Regions from separate parts of the Homo sapiens genome. Here region 2 is linked to region 1. A link is an interaction called in ENCODE POLR2A ChIA-PET data of the cell type or tissue named here. Cell type or tissue: OCI-LY7. All regions are shown on one strand.

Region 1 (8,000 bases):
AAGTTTGATGCAAATCCGTCTTAAGGAGGAGAATGGAGGCTGTCATGGAGTCCTGTGGACTGTTTCGCAAGTAGTTGTTTTCCATGTTCCAGTTTTACTTAACTTCAGAAAATTATTGTTTTTGAAAATAAAGAAAAAATCTAAGTGGTAGAGAGAAATATAGGCTGTATTTAAACTGGCCTTTATAATTTTTCCTGGGCACACGCAGCCCACATTTTGGAGCTCTGTGACATAAGCACCCCCTGCCCCGGAGCTGGGAGTCTTGACCGGGCCAGGCCTTGGCTGCCCTGGGCTACACAGACACAAGCACAACCCGAATCTTTGTTTACTTCCTCTCCAAGTGCTGGGGACATTCAGTACTAAGAAGGACTGTGTGCTTGCACAAACACTCCTGCCAGCATTCTCTCAGCCCTGCCATTCCTGACTGTCTTGGAAAGTTCTTCGTTTAAGGCAGGCTTTTGTTCTTAGAGTGCATGCATTATTCCCCAGTCAGGCAGCCTTTTCCGGGTTTCCAGTGCAGACTTGCAGGTCCACTCCCCTGCAGCCTAGCCCAGGGGTGGAACCTTAGCTTTAGTTGCCATTAAGAGCAGGAGGAGGAGTTAGGCAGGGGTGACTGGCTGTTCATGTGAGTTCCTGTGACTGATGTCTCTGAAGAAACCAATGCCTTCTTCAGATCCTTATGGGAAATTTAGGGGACTTTTGGATTACACAGTGTTGCCTTTTGCTGATTCTAAGATAGAGCCTTCCAATTGTAAGTATGTTAAAAACACACAACTATTTCCTACTGAATGTTAGTCAAGCTAAAGAGTGAATCTGCAATTTCATGAATAATCAAAACAAAAGCATGCTGCCAGGATGAACTGTTGCAAGAGCAGGTGCTATTTTTTTCCAGAAACTTTTTTATCCTCGATCACGTTATGGGTATTAAGAGAGTTATTCTTAAAGGATATCATGTTCAGTGCAATGTCTTAATAGAAAAACCTTAAACATAAGTATGCAGGCAAACACAGGTACATAGCTGTATAAAGTTAAATATGAAGACTGGAATTCATTAATAGGATTTAATTTAAATCTTTTTTTTTTTTTGAGATGGCTTTACTCTGTCATGCAGGCTGGAGTGCAGTGGCATGCTCACTGCAGACTGGAACTCCTGGGCTCAAAGGATCCTGCCACCTCAGCCTCCTGAGTAGTTGGAACTACAAGCGTGAGCCACCACACCCAGCACCCACCTTTTTTTGAGAAATAATACAGATTGAGCATCCCTAATTTGAAAATTTGAAATCCAAAATGCTCCAAAATCTGAAACTTTTTGAGCGTTGACATGACACTACAAGTGGGAAATTTCACATCCAATCTCATGTAAGGGGTTGCAGTCAAAACTTTGTTCTGTGCACGAAATTATTTAAAATACTAAATGAAATTATCTTCAGGCTATGTGTATGAGGTGTGTATGAAACATAAGTGAATTTCCTGTTTAAACCTGGGTCGTATCCCTAAGATATTTTATTATGTATATGCAAATATTCCAAAATCTGAAGAAATCTGAAATCTGAAACACTTCCAGGTAATTTGGATGAGGGATACTCAACCTGTACTCAAATTAGAGGAAAGAAAAGAAGTAATGGATAGACAAAAGAAAAGTACTTATTTAGAGTTTACAATGGCCAAGAATTAGGAATGAAGAATTGAGACTGATGTTCTTGTCAGAATTTTGGATGCCTTGCTTGCAAATATGGTTTTAAAAATATGCAACTTTTCTCATTTTAGTATTGGGATTGTGGCGCTTTTTTGAGCCTCATATGACAGCTTTCAGATTGGAGATAACGTTAGAGCTCATCCTAGCTCAGCTGCCTCCCCTGACAGCAGACGAAACTGAGGCCCAGCACTTGGTGGTGGGCTCAGAGTGCCAAACTAGTTAATGAGGCAGAGTAGACAGGCAACAGCCTTCTCATGTAGGTAGGCCTCATCCTTTAGAAGATGTTGCTGCCTGCCCTTGTGACTTGTAAAGATCTGTTTGAAGCATGAGTAAGGAGATGGGGGCTCAGGAGTGTTACAGCATTTCACATCTCAGGTGTAGCTGGGACTTATCGGGTGACCTTTTAGAAACTGTTTATTTTCATTTTTGTACCCCACATTGGGATAAGTATGGTCCACTGACATTGAGAATAACCAGGCCTGTTGTAGACAGCCAGCCATCCTGAAACTACTAGGTTTATACTTCTTACCTGTTAGAACAGAGTTTCCCAAGTTGTATTCCCTTGGAAACACTAGCAGTCGTGCATCATTTGGGCAGTTAGGTTACACAAAATTTAAATGGTCTATTTATTTTCTTTTCCAGACAGAACTCAGGGCAGTCCCACCTCAAGGGAAATCTCATTACATCCTTCTGATGGTGGGGTAGCTGGGAGTCAGCATGAAATCCAAAATTCTAAATCATCGGGAAAAAGCAGAAGGGTTGGAACCCAAATTAAACTGAAGTCCTAAATAAAGTTCACTTTTCGGTCAGGCATTCAGGAAGCAGCACGTGAAAATTTGCTTGGATACAGTTTCCTCATAGTTCTTCAGCAGCTTGAAATAACATCTTGAGCTGGCTGTAAACAAAACATCTCAAGTTATCGTTTTTCTTTCCATTTGATTGAGCCAGTTATTGTATAGGGAGGTGACACAAAACAAAACTTCGTGTTTCTGAAGCCGAGATTTTGGGATTGTACTTTATGCAAAGTTACTTATAAGTTCTGATTACTTTGAGAGAAAAATATTACAGTATCCTTAGGAAGTTTTATGTATTTGTTTTAAAGCTAAGCACCACCCTCTTTTTAGTTAAAAAAAAAAAAAAGTTTGGAAAATAGTGACATGTCAGTACAAAGGGAATACTGCTCTACAATAAGAAGGAACACGCCACAGATACATAGCATGGATGAATGTCAAAAACATTGTGAGAGAAAAATGCCTGAACAGGAGAGTAACTATTGTTTGATTCCATTTCTGTGGAATTCTAGAAAAGGCAAAACTAACTTATGGCAACAGGAAGCAGATCAGCGATTGCCAGGGGTGATGGGGATTGGAGGAGGTTGACTGCAAAAGGGCAGAAGGGAACTTTTCAGGGAAATATGAAATGTTTTATATCTTAATTGTGGTGGTGCTTACACTGGTGTAAATATATTTGCCCAAATTCGTGTAAGCATATGCTTAAAATGGGTGCAGTTTTTTGTATGTAAGTTACACCTCATAAAGTTGATTTGAACCGAAAAAAGGGGTTAGAAAAGGCTGTGGTTGGAATTTTTTGTGTAACTTAAGGCCAAATAGTCCATTTACGCCAGTTTTTACAGTATTGTAAGCTATGCCCTTTGTGTTCACATTTCTTCAGTTACTCCTTTATTCGTCATCACTTAGGAGACTTTGCATCTCATCTGCCTTCCTCCTAGCTCCATGATTTGAGCAATAGAAGTTCTTGGCTTTCAGGAACCTCACAGTTCTTGTTAGTCATAAGCAAGAATGCATTTTAAATTCACTTCAAATTATTTTTTAAGTAGGGGTTCTGGTGGTTTTCTGGAATGGAGGTGTGGTGGAAGCTTGAGTGTGTGTGGGAAGAGGCTGGGTGTTCCTCAGATCATTGTACCATGCTTCCTCACACCTGTCCAAGCTTCTGTGCGAATACTGAAATAAAGTGTCATGAATTTTGCTTCTGGCATTTGTCGGCCACAGCTGTGGCTTCGGGTTGCACATTTGTTGTGGTTTCAGAGTCTCTGAGAAGCCATTGGTTGGGAGGGCGCTAAGAATGGTTGGTGCACGTGGTAATTGAGTGCTTAAGGGGAGGAGGATGATTCTTAGTGCACTCATTGCTCTCCAGTCTTTATCTCAATCCTGTTATAATTTAGAGAGACGTTTTCCTGGTGTGTCCACAGAGAGATGGATGCGTGCTTAGGAATGCATAATTTAGTGAGCAGTTTGAACATCTAGATGTTGGGAATATTGTTGAGTATTTATTTTTAAAGTTCAAGTTCTCCATGTCTAGTCAGTGTTAGCCTGTAAGAAAGAACTAGTTGTTCTTAATGGATCATGTTAGCTGGACTTGGTACAAGTGTTTTTTCTTAGAAGGGAGGATTACACGTTTATAGTAACAAGATGTTCTTTTATTTCCTAGTTTATCAAAAGATTGTGAAATAGGGTGTGCAGATATTTTAGGTAGTACTATTTTTTAAATAGATGAGCTTGAAAGAGTGAGAAAAGGTTGTGTCAGGTTAATTGGGCTTAAGGAAAGCTAAATAATTGGTGGGAGAAGGAAAAGTAAATATTAATTTTTTCCTTTGCTGTGTATTTCTTTTTTCTTTTTTTTTTTGAGATGGAGTCTCGCTCTGGCTGGAGTGCAGTGGCACGATCTTAGCTCACTGTAACCTCTGCCACCTGGGTTCAAGTGATTCTCCTGCTTCAGCCTCATGAGTAGCTGGGATTACAGGTGCCTGCCACCATACCCAGCTCATTTTTATATTTGTAGTAGAGATGGGGTTTCACCATGTTGGCCAGGTTGGTCTCTAACTCCTGGCCTCAAGTGATCCTCCTGCCTCAGCCTCCCAAAATGCTGGGATTACAGGTGTGAGCCACTGAACCCGGCCGCCTTGCTGTGTATTTTTCTTTTCTTTTCTTCTTCTTTTTTTTTTTTTTTTTTTTTTGAGATGTAGTCTCGCCCTGTCACCCAGTCTGGAGTGCAGTGGCTCAATCTTGGCTCACTGCAACCTCTGTCTCCTGGGTTCAAGTGATTCTCCTGCCTCAGCCTCCCGAGTAGCTGGGATTACAGGCATGTGCCACCACAACCAGCTAATTTTTGTACCTTTTTAGTAGAGATGGAGTTTCACCATCTTGGCAGGGTTGGTCTTGAACGCCTGACCTCAGGTGATCTACCCGCCTCGGCCTCCCAAAGTCCTGGAATTACAGGTGTGAGCCACCGTGACCGGCCTTTGCTGTGTATTTCTTTTGGACATCTTTTGGCTTTGTGTTTGTGTAAACTTTGAGGTTTCTTAAAACTACCAAAGCAGTGAGGAGAAGATGGCAGAAAGCTGTGTGCTGATATTCTTTTTCCTGTTTCTTGTTTTTCCCTCCCCCAAAAGTTGTGGAATTAATTTTAAGTAGAAGGAAAAGGGCAGCTTGAGATGTTTAAATTTGACTTAAGTTTTAACTGAAGTTTGTTTGCAAAAAGATGAAAACGGGTTAATAACTTTAGAGAAAAAAAGGAGAGTCCCTGTTCTTCTCCTTCCTCTTTTAGGGAGAGTTGTAGAATAAAAGGTTGATTTCATACTCCTAAGGTTTGGAAGCCAAATAAAGAAAACAAAACTGTGAAGTTAACATAGTAGTTTTGGTTTCTTATTTGTAGAATAAAGGTATGATCCAGCCCCATGGACCAAGGCAGCAGGAGGAGAGTTCCCAGGGTTTTTCTAAGGTCAGAGGCATGCAGCATTTTCTTCCCTCCTTCCCTGCCTCAGCCACCTCTCCCTCCCACCTTTACCTCCCGCTAATGCTTCTTTTGGGCTTGCTTGGGCCATGTTGTTTTGTTTTGCTGCTTTTTGAACTCTAAAAATATAGGTGGCAAATCTCAGGTCTGCCTTGCAGGGAGTGGCCCTGGTCTTTCCGGACCCCTTGTGCCCCATGGCCCTGTGGGTCTGGTGTGTCTCAGTGACCCAGTAGGTGTAGGGCAGAATGGCTAGGCACTGGCATGCCCATTCATCCCCAAATCGGGCCTTGTTGAATGTGGCACAGCTCCAGCTCTTTCCAAACATGACTCCTGCCAGTCCCTATGCTGTGAGATAAGAATGGGCTACACCTAAGCAAAGTTTTGTAGGCAGCTCTCCCTTCCTTTATGTGCTTATGCAACCTTTTCAGCACGTTGGTACCTACGTGTCAGGGACAATGTGTGATTTTGGTGGAGATGCTTATAATCCAAAGTATTTTCATGGTGGTTCCCCAAACAACACTAGGCTCAGATTTCAGTTTATCCTCCTAATATTAATGTTGTATTCAAGGATAGATTTTTCCCTCCCAGGTGTGACTTCTACTCTTTCTGCTCCCCCTCCCACAAGCAGCTGGATTTTGCAAAAACTCATCAAGCTACAGGTTGTCGAGGCCTAAAACATTCTTATTTCTGTTGAGCTTATGAGAGGTATGAGCATAATTGTGTTTTTAGGTAGTGATGTGGAATGCAAATTGAATTTTCGGAAATACTGGGAAGTACTTCTGAAGGAGGAGGTAGAGAGAAAAAACTTTTCATTGTAACTGTGACCTCTCCCTTCTTCAGCTTAAGCTAAATTTAGTGATACATAGAAAAAGTTTGGGGCTTATGATATTGAATTCATTTCCCAAGCATACTCATTGTTTTGTAAGAAATGCAACAAAGTTTTCATTTTTTAATAACTCGGCAAAGGTACTGGGTACAGGGGACCCCTTTGCCCTTTCATTGAGACCATTTACATAAGTTTTTGTAGTTTCTGTAACTTTTATTATTTTATGTTCTCTCTCATAGAAGTGTATGTTTCTGGAAGGAAGGCGATTTGTTAATACAAATCCTAAAGATAGATTGTTTACCCTTGAAAAGAAAGGATCAAAGAAAGCAAAAACCATATAAAATCTGCCTTCCTACATTTCCCATTCCTAAGACTTTAGGATAAAATCTCCTCTCCTGTTTTAAGTCACTTCTGTCTAAGGGAGTTTTTTTGCACACAACATGAAATTAGTGACCTCTGTGTTTGCACGTGGTTATGAGGGGCCTGATGGTGTTCAAATGCCAAGCTGCCAATTTACCTTGTTAGTGATGAGTTTGATAATTCTGCCAGAAATGGACTTTTTACATTAATGGGCCAAGTATAGAATATTTTGAGATTCAGTAAGAAATATTTTAATGGTGGCAGGCCCTGGTCCCCTTCATTCTGTCAGACTGCCCAGATACTGCTTCCTTCTTGTCCGTTTTGTTTAAACTTTCCATTCATATTTTTTTCTTCCTGAAATGTTTCTTTATTTTGAGGAATGCCCCCAAAGCTTATAACCTGTCAGTGTGCATTATTTTACCATGAAGGTCAAATGCTTTATTTTCTACCTTTCTCTTCCCCATCCTATTATCCCTTAGCATTGAAAACATTTTTATAGTACTATTTTTGTTATTGTTTCCCAGTGGTTTTTGAGGAATAATGGACCTGTTTGAGGAAATGTGTGTTGCCTGATCTCTAGAAAAATGTGGTTACCTAAGACATTTTGCATGTGATTTGGATATGATTTCAGGGGCTTATGGACCCACTAAGTCCCATCCATGGACTCCTGGTTAATGGCCTAAATGAAAAAAAAAAAAAAAAAAAAAAAAGTTCAAAGTAAAAGTAGTAATGTGGACTCAGAGGTATAGAGGGGAAAATGTCCAGATTACTTGAAAAGTTATGGGTTGTTGAATGAACATCTCCTCTAGTATGTTTTGTAAGTAGGGAAGGAAAACATTTGTTTGCCAAGGGAATGAGAAAGTTTAAGCAGGAAATGGAAATCGGAGATGGGTCACTAAGAAGCAACATTTAGAGGAAAGTGGAAGGTAAATAAATGTGTACCTGTCCATAGGCAAAGTTACAGGCAATTTGGGAGAATCCAGAACACTAGCCTAATTACACACTGTGTTTAAAAAGTGATCTGTGGTTTAAAAAAAGGATCTGGAAAATACTTAATATACACTGTCACCCTTTAGGGACTTCAGGATGCGTACCAGCAGACTGAAGCCCATAAGTCCTGCAGTAAAGAAACCTGTTTTATATTGTTTAATCCATCATATCCCAAACAGTTGCAGCTCAAAGGGATGCTTTTTTTTTCTTTTTTCTTTTTTTTAACAGAAAACAGTTATCAGCAGAACATACTTTGGGAAATAAACTGTTGGACTAAATAAACTAGAGTCTTATCTAACTCTTTAGAGTCTGAAGTGTGGATGGTATCTTGAACCACAATAAGCAGAGAAAATCCCAAAGGACTGGAGAGAAAATTTA
Region 2 (8,000 bases), 640 kb before region 1:
TTACAGGTATTTTTAGTAGAGACGGAGTTTCACCATGTTGGCCAGGCTGGTCTCAAACTCTTTACCTCAAACAATCTGCCCGCCTTCAGCCTCCCAAAGTGCTGGGATTACAGGTGTGAGCCACCACACCCGGCCAACATAATGCAGTTATTAATCTAATGTTTGTCACCACATTTATAAAACCTTCATGTTGTCCTGTAATTCCTACTGCCAAGTTCCCAACTGCTTTCCTCTGTATAGGACTTAAGTGTGTATATGCTGCATGTCTGATACACCCCTCTGTCAGGATAGAACAAAGAAGGAATAACTTTTTAAAACAATTTAAAGTTTTATCAGATCGCTAATATTCCTTCAAGAGCTAAAGCCTGAGAAAACTGTAAGCTCTACACATTGGGAGGCTGAGGCGGGCGGATCATCTGAGGTCAGGAGTTCAAGACCAGCCTGGCCAACATGGAAAAACCCCGTCTCTACTAAAAATACAAAAATTAGCCAGGCGTGGTGGTGGGCTCCTGTAATCTCAGCTACTCAGGAGGCTGAGGCAGGAGAATCACTTGAACCCAGGAGGCAGAGGTTGCAGTGAGTTGAGATCATGCCACTGCACTCCAGCCTGGGCAACAGGGCAAGACTCTGTCTCAAACCAAACATCAACCATAAGCTCTAAATATGAACATTAAGACATATCCCTTTGAATACAAAGCTGATACAAGCTAGTTTTTTCTAATGTTAAAAAACACAGCCTTGGTGACCTGGTGAAACCCTATCTCTACAAAAATTATAAAAACTAGCTGGGTATGATGGCGCACCTGTAGTCCCAGCTACTTGGAGGCTGTGGTGGGAGGATCACTTGAGCCTGGGAGGCAGAGGTTGCAGTGAGCCAAGATTGTGCTACTGCACTCCAGCCTGGGTGACAGAGTGAGACCCTGTCTCAAAAACAAAACAAAACAAAAAACAAAAACACTCACTATCGGACAAGAAGTTATTGTCAAAAAAAAGAACAAAAAAACCAAACCACTCAACAGGAGACTGAGATAACCCATCCTACTGTAATTACAACTCTATAGGGAGTGACGGTGTGCACGTGCAGTTCTAGCTACTCGGGAGGCTGAGGCAGAAGGATGGCTCAGCCCAGGAGATTGAGGTTGCAGTGGAGCAGTGATGGTGCCACTGCACTCCAACCTGGGTAACAACATGAGATCCAGTCTCAAAAAAAAATTCATCCCCATTCTTTTCCCTGCACTTAAATCCCCAAACTGATCATTGGGCCAATCACCAAAAGCTTTCAAGAGGACAAGAAATAAGTAATCCTAGAAATGAGTGAAAATTCAAAATCTGCACTCCACTCTCATTCTCTCCTCAGTACTTATATTCAATAAACAGTCCAAGCTTTCTTAGAATTCTCTTTCTAATCTGACCACCTGTCACTGGAAAGAGCCTCTGAAATGGACACCCCCTCCATCTAGTTTCCCACCCAGCCATCACCAACCTCCCCCTCCACCCACCAAACCATTCTCCACACAATATTCCACAAAAGCCAAACTGACCATGTTTTATTACCATACTTTAAAACCTCCATTGTTTACCAAATAACTTACAGGATAAAGTATAACCCTCTTAAAATACCTGAGTTGGTCGTAAGTGCCAATCACATTCAAATCTTTACCATTTACTAAACACCTCCATGCTTTTGCATATACTTTCCCCTATATATGGAATGCCCTTCTCCCACTTACCTTTTAAGACCTATCTCGTGTCACCTCCTCTGCATGAAACACTTCCCCAAATCCCAAAATATAATTATTTACTCCTTCCTATGTGCTCCCAAAGCACCTTCCACTAGCCATTTTAACACATATCGTAATGTGTTATATTTACTTAATTACAGGAGGCAGCAGAGAGTAGTGGCTAACAAGAGATGCTCTGGCATAAGACAGAGTTGAGTCCAACAAACAGTCTTCCACCTGGTAGCTGTATGACTTTAGGAAAGTTGGTAACCTCCTCTAGGACGCAGTTTTCTCATGAATAAAATGAGATAATACATGAATCTAGCTCAAAGTGCTACCGTGAGTGCATTCCGCACTACCCACCTTCAGGCTAGCTAGCACTCACTCACTGAACAGCAACAGAGCTGAGTCTAGATGTAACTCTGGAGTCTACTGAAGGCTTGCAACTTTCCGGGAAAGGCTTGGAGGGTAAATTACGAAGGCTGTTGGTCAATTTTAGTTCCTTGGTTTGTACCTCCATGTTGGGGCTCAGTGATACCCAAAATATGGCATTTTGACATGCTGAATGAAGAAGCCTCAAGGTCTCTCTGACTTTCCTCCCTGCCCTCCTGATGCCCCCCACCATATCCCAAAGCCTTCATCTGCCTAAGATCCAGACCCACCAAAACGAACAACTGCTTTTCTTCTCCTCCTGTAGGACCAAGAAGGTAACCACACCTAAACAGACCCTTCACAAGATAATGTACAAGTTAATCTCTGTTCTCTGATCCATTGTCCCTAGCAATCCTATCAACAGAATTCCTCTTCTCCCCCTTCCCATAACCTGTTTCACCAGGATGGTATATAAGCTTCTGAACTACATTGGGATGTGGGGAATCACTCTGTGGTTCGCCCCATGTTCACATTAAATACATGTGTATGTCTTTCCTCCAATTAATCCACCTTGTCTGAGTTGATTTTTCAGCCAATCTTCAGAGGGCAAAAGGGAAGTTTCCCTTGGCCCCTACATCCACACTTTGTTTTCTAAACAATAAACTAATGCATTTAAAAGAATTATTAGTTTATGCTTTGGGGCACACAATGTATAAAGATGTAATTAGGGGAAATCAAATACTGAAAGAGGTGGGAAAGGAGCTATAAAGGAGCAGAGTTTTTATATGTCAAAGTTAAACTGGTATAAATTGAAATTACAATATTTAGGATGTTTAATGTAATCCCCATGGTAACCACACAAAAAGTAACTACAGAATATACTCAAAAGAAAATGAGATGTGAGCAGTGGCTCACACATGTAATCCCAGCACTTTGAGAGTCCGAGACATAGATCACTTGGGCCCAGGAGTTTGAGACAAGCTTGAGCAACATGGCAAAACCCAGTCTCTATTTAAAAATAAAATAAAATAAAAATTAGAAAATGCAAAGAAATGTAAACATTTCACTACAAAAAAAATCAGCTAAACAAAAAAATAGTAATGCAGGAAATAAGGAACAAAAGGATATATGCCTATAGAAAACAAATAGCAAAATGACAGAGGTCCTTCTTTTTACTTTTTGTGTGTGACAGGGTCTCCTTCTGTCATCCAGGTTGGAGTGCAGTGACATGATCATAGCTCACTGCAGCCTCGATCTCCTGGGCTCAAGTGATCCTCCTGCTTCAGCCTCCTGAGTAGCTAGGACTAAAGGTGCGTGCCACCATGCCTGGCTAATATTTTTTTGTTTGTTTGTTTGTAGGAACACGGTCTCATTATGTTGCCCAGGCTGGTTCAAACTCCTGGACTCAAGTGTTCCTCCCACCTCAGCTTCCCAAAGTGCTGGGATTACAGGAATGAAACACTGCACCTGGCCCTCCTTCCTTAACAGTAATTACTTTAAATGTAAATGGTTAAATGTTCCAATCAAAAGACTGGCAGAATGGATTAAAAGCACCTGATCCAACTACGTCCATCTACAAGAGACTCACTTTATATCCAAAGACACAAACAGATTGAAGGTGAAAGGATGGAAAAAATATTCCATGGAAACAGTAACCAAAAGATAGCAGGGTGGTGACTATAAGACAAAATAGACTTTAAAACAAAAAAGATTACAAGAGATAAAAGACATTACATATTAGTAAGAGGTTCAATACAGCAAGAAGATATAACATTTATAAACATTTACGTATCTAATGATCATCAAAATGTACAATGCAAAAACCAACAGAACTGAAGAGAGAAACAGACAGTGCTACAATAATAGTTTCAGACTTCAATACACCCTCCATCCCCAAAAATGGATAGAACAACCAAAAAGAAGATAAGGAAATAGAGGACTTAACACAAACCAACTAGATCTAACAGACATATACAACGCTCACTACCCTACAGCAGCAGCACATACATTGTTCAGAAGTGCCATGGGACGTTTTGCAGGATAGACTATATGTTAAGCCACAAGATATTTTATTTTGAAAGACAGATATCATACAAAGTATCTTCTCTGACCGTAACAGATGAGTATGACCAATAAAGATGAGTATACTGAGATACACAGAAGTTAAATCAGTAACCAATACAGATGAGTATACTGAAACACACGGAAGTTAAATAACTTGCCTAAAATTACAGTAGGCTGCAGAGCCACATTTCAAAACCAGGCATTTTGAAAAAGTAAGGTTAAGTAAGTTTTGAAAAGGGAAGATCAAGCCCCAAAAGTAAGATCAAGGAGTCAACAAAAACTTTTTTTAAATGATACATTTTATCTCAATTCAAAAGGAATTCTTTCCATAACCTACGGAAAGAATAAAAGCATGCTTTTGATTATTCGAAATTCTAATAATTACAAGCAATCAGTTATTTTCTCTTGTCAGATAATACTCTTGTCAAATATATCAATGAAAGCCTAATGATATAAAATGTTTAAAGTGATAACTCTTCTATTGTAAATCAAAAAAGCAGTAAACAAAATTATGCACTTACAAATAATGGTTGGATTGAAATTCCACATAAACATTAAGAACACTTCTCATTTTAAAAGCACTAGGAAAGACAAACATTAACAATTACAAGAAAGCACAAAGTGGGCAGTACACACAAAAGGTCACAGCACAGTATTGTTGGCAATACCAAAGATGGGTAGTGTTAAGGTAATTATGTGCAATTATTTCAAAATGTTAAGGATATCCAAATTACATAAGGCTCCAATCATAGCACAATGGTAAATACTCTGGAAGCCATTAATAGACAACTATGATAAACTGATTGTAAACTTGTATCATTAAAGTTGTTTGACAAAAATATCTGGCTTTTAACTCCCAGAACTTTACGTTACTGTTCTGTAAGTGCTTCTTAGCTATGTAAAACAAAAAGGCTAACACATTAGTTTTTTGGATTTTGTTGTTGTTGTTAGCAAAGAGCACATAGCAAAACAAATATACTACCTCCCAAAATGGCAACTACAGCAAAAGACCATTACTAAGGAAGCTCTCCTCCAAGCAGCACTTCTCAAACATAGCTACAATTTAGAATCATATAGGGATATTTAAAAAATACCAGTACATAACACCCACTCCAGACCAAATAAATCAGAGTATCTGGGGATGGGTACAAGTGTTTTAAAAAGTTCCCGAAGTGGGCCGGGCGCGGTGGCTCAAGCCTGTAATCCCAGCACTTTGGGAGGCTGAGGCAGGCGGATCATGAGGTCAGGAGATCAAGACCATCCTGGCTAACCCCGTCTCTACTAAAAATACAAAAAATTAGCCAGGCGTGGTGGTGGGCGCCTGTGGTCCCAGATACTCGGGAGGCTGAGGCAGGAGAATGGGGTGAACCCAGGAGGCAGACCTTGCAGTGAGCTGAGACCGCGCCACTCCACTCCAGCTTGGGTGACAGAGCGAGACTCCATCTCAAAAAAAAAAAAAAAAAGTTCCCGAAGTGATTCTAATGTGTAGCCAGGGTTAAGAATCACTATGCCAAGGAAATCTAAGCCCTCCGTGTTATCATTGCATACAGAGCTTTTGTCCTTAATTGTCTGAAGAAATATTCATTTTATTCAGCCAATTTGCAAACCAAGAGAGTAAAACAAATAACTACTAAAAGGGGTATTAATTATAAGTACGCTTAGCTAAACATGTTAAGCAGAAATCAAGGCAAAAGTATTCCATTAATAATGTTTTAGATAACAGGTACGTTCAATTAACATGTCAAATATGCCAATAAACGAACTATTTCCATTTTTCAAACCGCAGACTTTACAAGCTGTGAAATGGTGCTATGCTTTCTGGTGTATTCAAGAGCCCACTAATTCCAAAACAGCCATGCTGAAACGACTGTCAACCTTAAAAATTGAAAGTCCCAAATGTGTTGCAGAAAACACACAAAAAAAAACCTCAATAAAGATTAGTTAAACTGGGCCGGGCACAGTGGCTCACAGCTGTAATCCCAGCACTTTGGGAGGCCGAGGTGGGCAGATCCCTTGAGGTCAGGAGTTGGAAACCAGCCTGGCCAACATGGTGAAACTCTGTCTCTACTAAAAATACAAAAATTAGCCGGGCGTAGTGGCAGGCACCTGTAATACCAGCTACTTGGGAGGCCGAGGTGGGAGAACTGCTTGAATCTGGGAGGTGGAGGTTGCAGTGAGCCAAGATCTTGCTATTGCACTGGAGCCTGGGCAACAGAGCGAGACTTCATGCCAAAACAAACAAAAAAAAAATTACTTAAACTGAACTTTAAGGTTGTGTAACTGCCAGAGCAAACCTTTTCATGCTTTCATGCACATGCTATCTCTGAAAATACTGTCAGAAGTCTGAAATTCAAACGCATGCCTACATTTTTGTATTTGGCTACTTAACTGTTTCACAGGAAAACTAAATAAACTAAGCCTCAAAAACAAGTATTAAAATATGCTGCTGTGGCCAGGGAACAGTGGCTCACGCCTGTAATCCCAGGACTTTGGGACGCCGAGGCAGGTGGATCAATTGAGGTCAGAAGTTCGAGACCAGCCTGGCCAACATGGTGAAACCCCATCTCTACTAAAAATACAAAAATAAGCCAGGCATGGTGGCTCGCGCCAGTTTTCCTAGCTACTCAGGAGGCTGAGGCACGAGAATCGTTTGAACACGGGAAGCAGAGGTTGCAGTGAGCCGAGATCACGCCACTGCACTTCAGCCTGGGTGACAGAGCAAGGCTCCATCTCAAAAAATAAAAATACTTATATATGCTGTTGTGTTTCCCCAAAACTGTACTACGGGGGTCCTCATCTTTTACTTAAAATCCTTAAGAACAAATGTGCTTCAGAATTTTTCAGATTTGCCCCGTCCGGGAAGGAGGTGGGGGGGTCAGCCCCCCGCCCGGCCAGCCGCCCCGTCCGGGAGGTGAGGGGCACCTCTGCCCGGCCGCCCCTACTGGGAAGTGAGGAGCCCCTCTGCCCGGCCAGCCGCCCCGTCCGGGAGGGAGGTGGGGGGTCAGCCCCCCGCCCGGCCAGCCGCCCCGTCCGGGAGGGAGGTGGGGGGGTCAGCCCCCCGCCCGGCCAGCCGCCCCGTCCGGGAGGTGAGGGGCGCCTCTGCCCGGCCGCCCCTACTGGCAAGTGAGGAGCCCCTCTGCCCGGCCAGCCGCCCCGTCCGGGAGGGAGGTGGGGGGTCAGCCCCCTGCCCGGCCAGCCGCCCTGTCCGGGAGGGAGGTGGGGGGTTCAGCCCCCCGCCCGGCCAGCCGCCCCGTCCGGGAGGGAGGTGGGGGTGTGAGCCCCCCGCCCGGCCAGCCGCCCCGTCCGGGAGGGAGGTGGGGGGGTCAGCCCCCCGCCCGGCCAGCCGCCCGGTCCGGGAGGTGAGGGGCGCCTCTCCTCAGCCGCCCCTACTGGGACGTGAGGAGCCCCTCTGCCCGGCCACCACCCCGTCTGGGAGGTGTACCCAACAGCTCATTGAGAACGGGCCATGATGACAATGGCGGTTTTGTGGAATAGAAAGAGGGGAAAGGCAGGGAAAGGATTGGGAAATCGGATGGTTGCCATGTCTGTGTAGAAAGAGGTAGACACGGGAGACTTTTCATTTTGTTCTGTACTAGGAAAAATTCTTCTGCCTTGGGATCCTGTTGATCGGTGACCCTACCCCCAACCCTGTGCTCTCTGAAACATGTGCTGTGTCCACTCAGGGTTAAATGGATTAAGGGCGGTGCAAGATGTGCTTTGTTAAACAGATGCTTGAAGGCAGCATGCTCGTTAAGAGTCATCACCACTCCCTAATCTCAAGTACCCAGGGACACAAACACTGCGGAAGGCCGCAGGGTCCTCTGCCTAGGAAAACCAGAGACC

Evidence for each region. ChIA-PET counts read pairs that join two places held together with the same protein. Peaks named below come from ENCODE experiments on the same cell type or tissue, not always from the same donor. Only the 100,000 strongest peaks of a DNase experiment are listed, where the experiment ranks them.
Region 2: POLR2A ChIA-PET joins it to region 1 with 32 read pairs; 2 of 35 experiments call an interaction of 5 or more read pairs at or near these places.

The regions. Positions count from the first base shown.
Region 1 is chr6:108,589,065-108,597,064 of GRCh38, forward strand. All of the region lies in intron 1 of FOXO3 (forkhead box O3), which reads left to right. Among named protein-coding and RNA genes, the nearest start is that of FOXO3, 32 kb to the left of the region's middle. In OCI-LY7, no CTCF peak of the experiment used is centred here; DNase peaks (open chromatin) are centred at 567 and 3,717; H3K4me3 peaks cover 3,918 bases; H3K27ac peaks cover 4,594 bases.
Region 2 is chr6:107,946,370-107,954,369 of GRCh38, forward strand. The region is part of intron 1 of SEC63 (SEC63 protein translocation regulator); the gene reads right to left. Among named protein-coding and RNA genes, the nearest start is that of SEC63, 7.8 kb to the right of the region's middle. RefSeq lists a silencer at 6,676-6,970. In OCI-LY7, no CTCF peak of the experiment used is centred here; no DNase peak of the experiment used is centred here.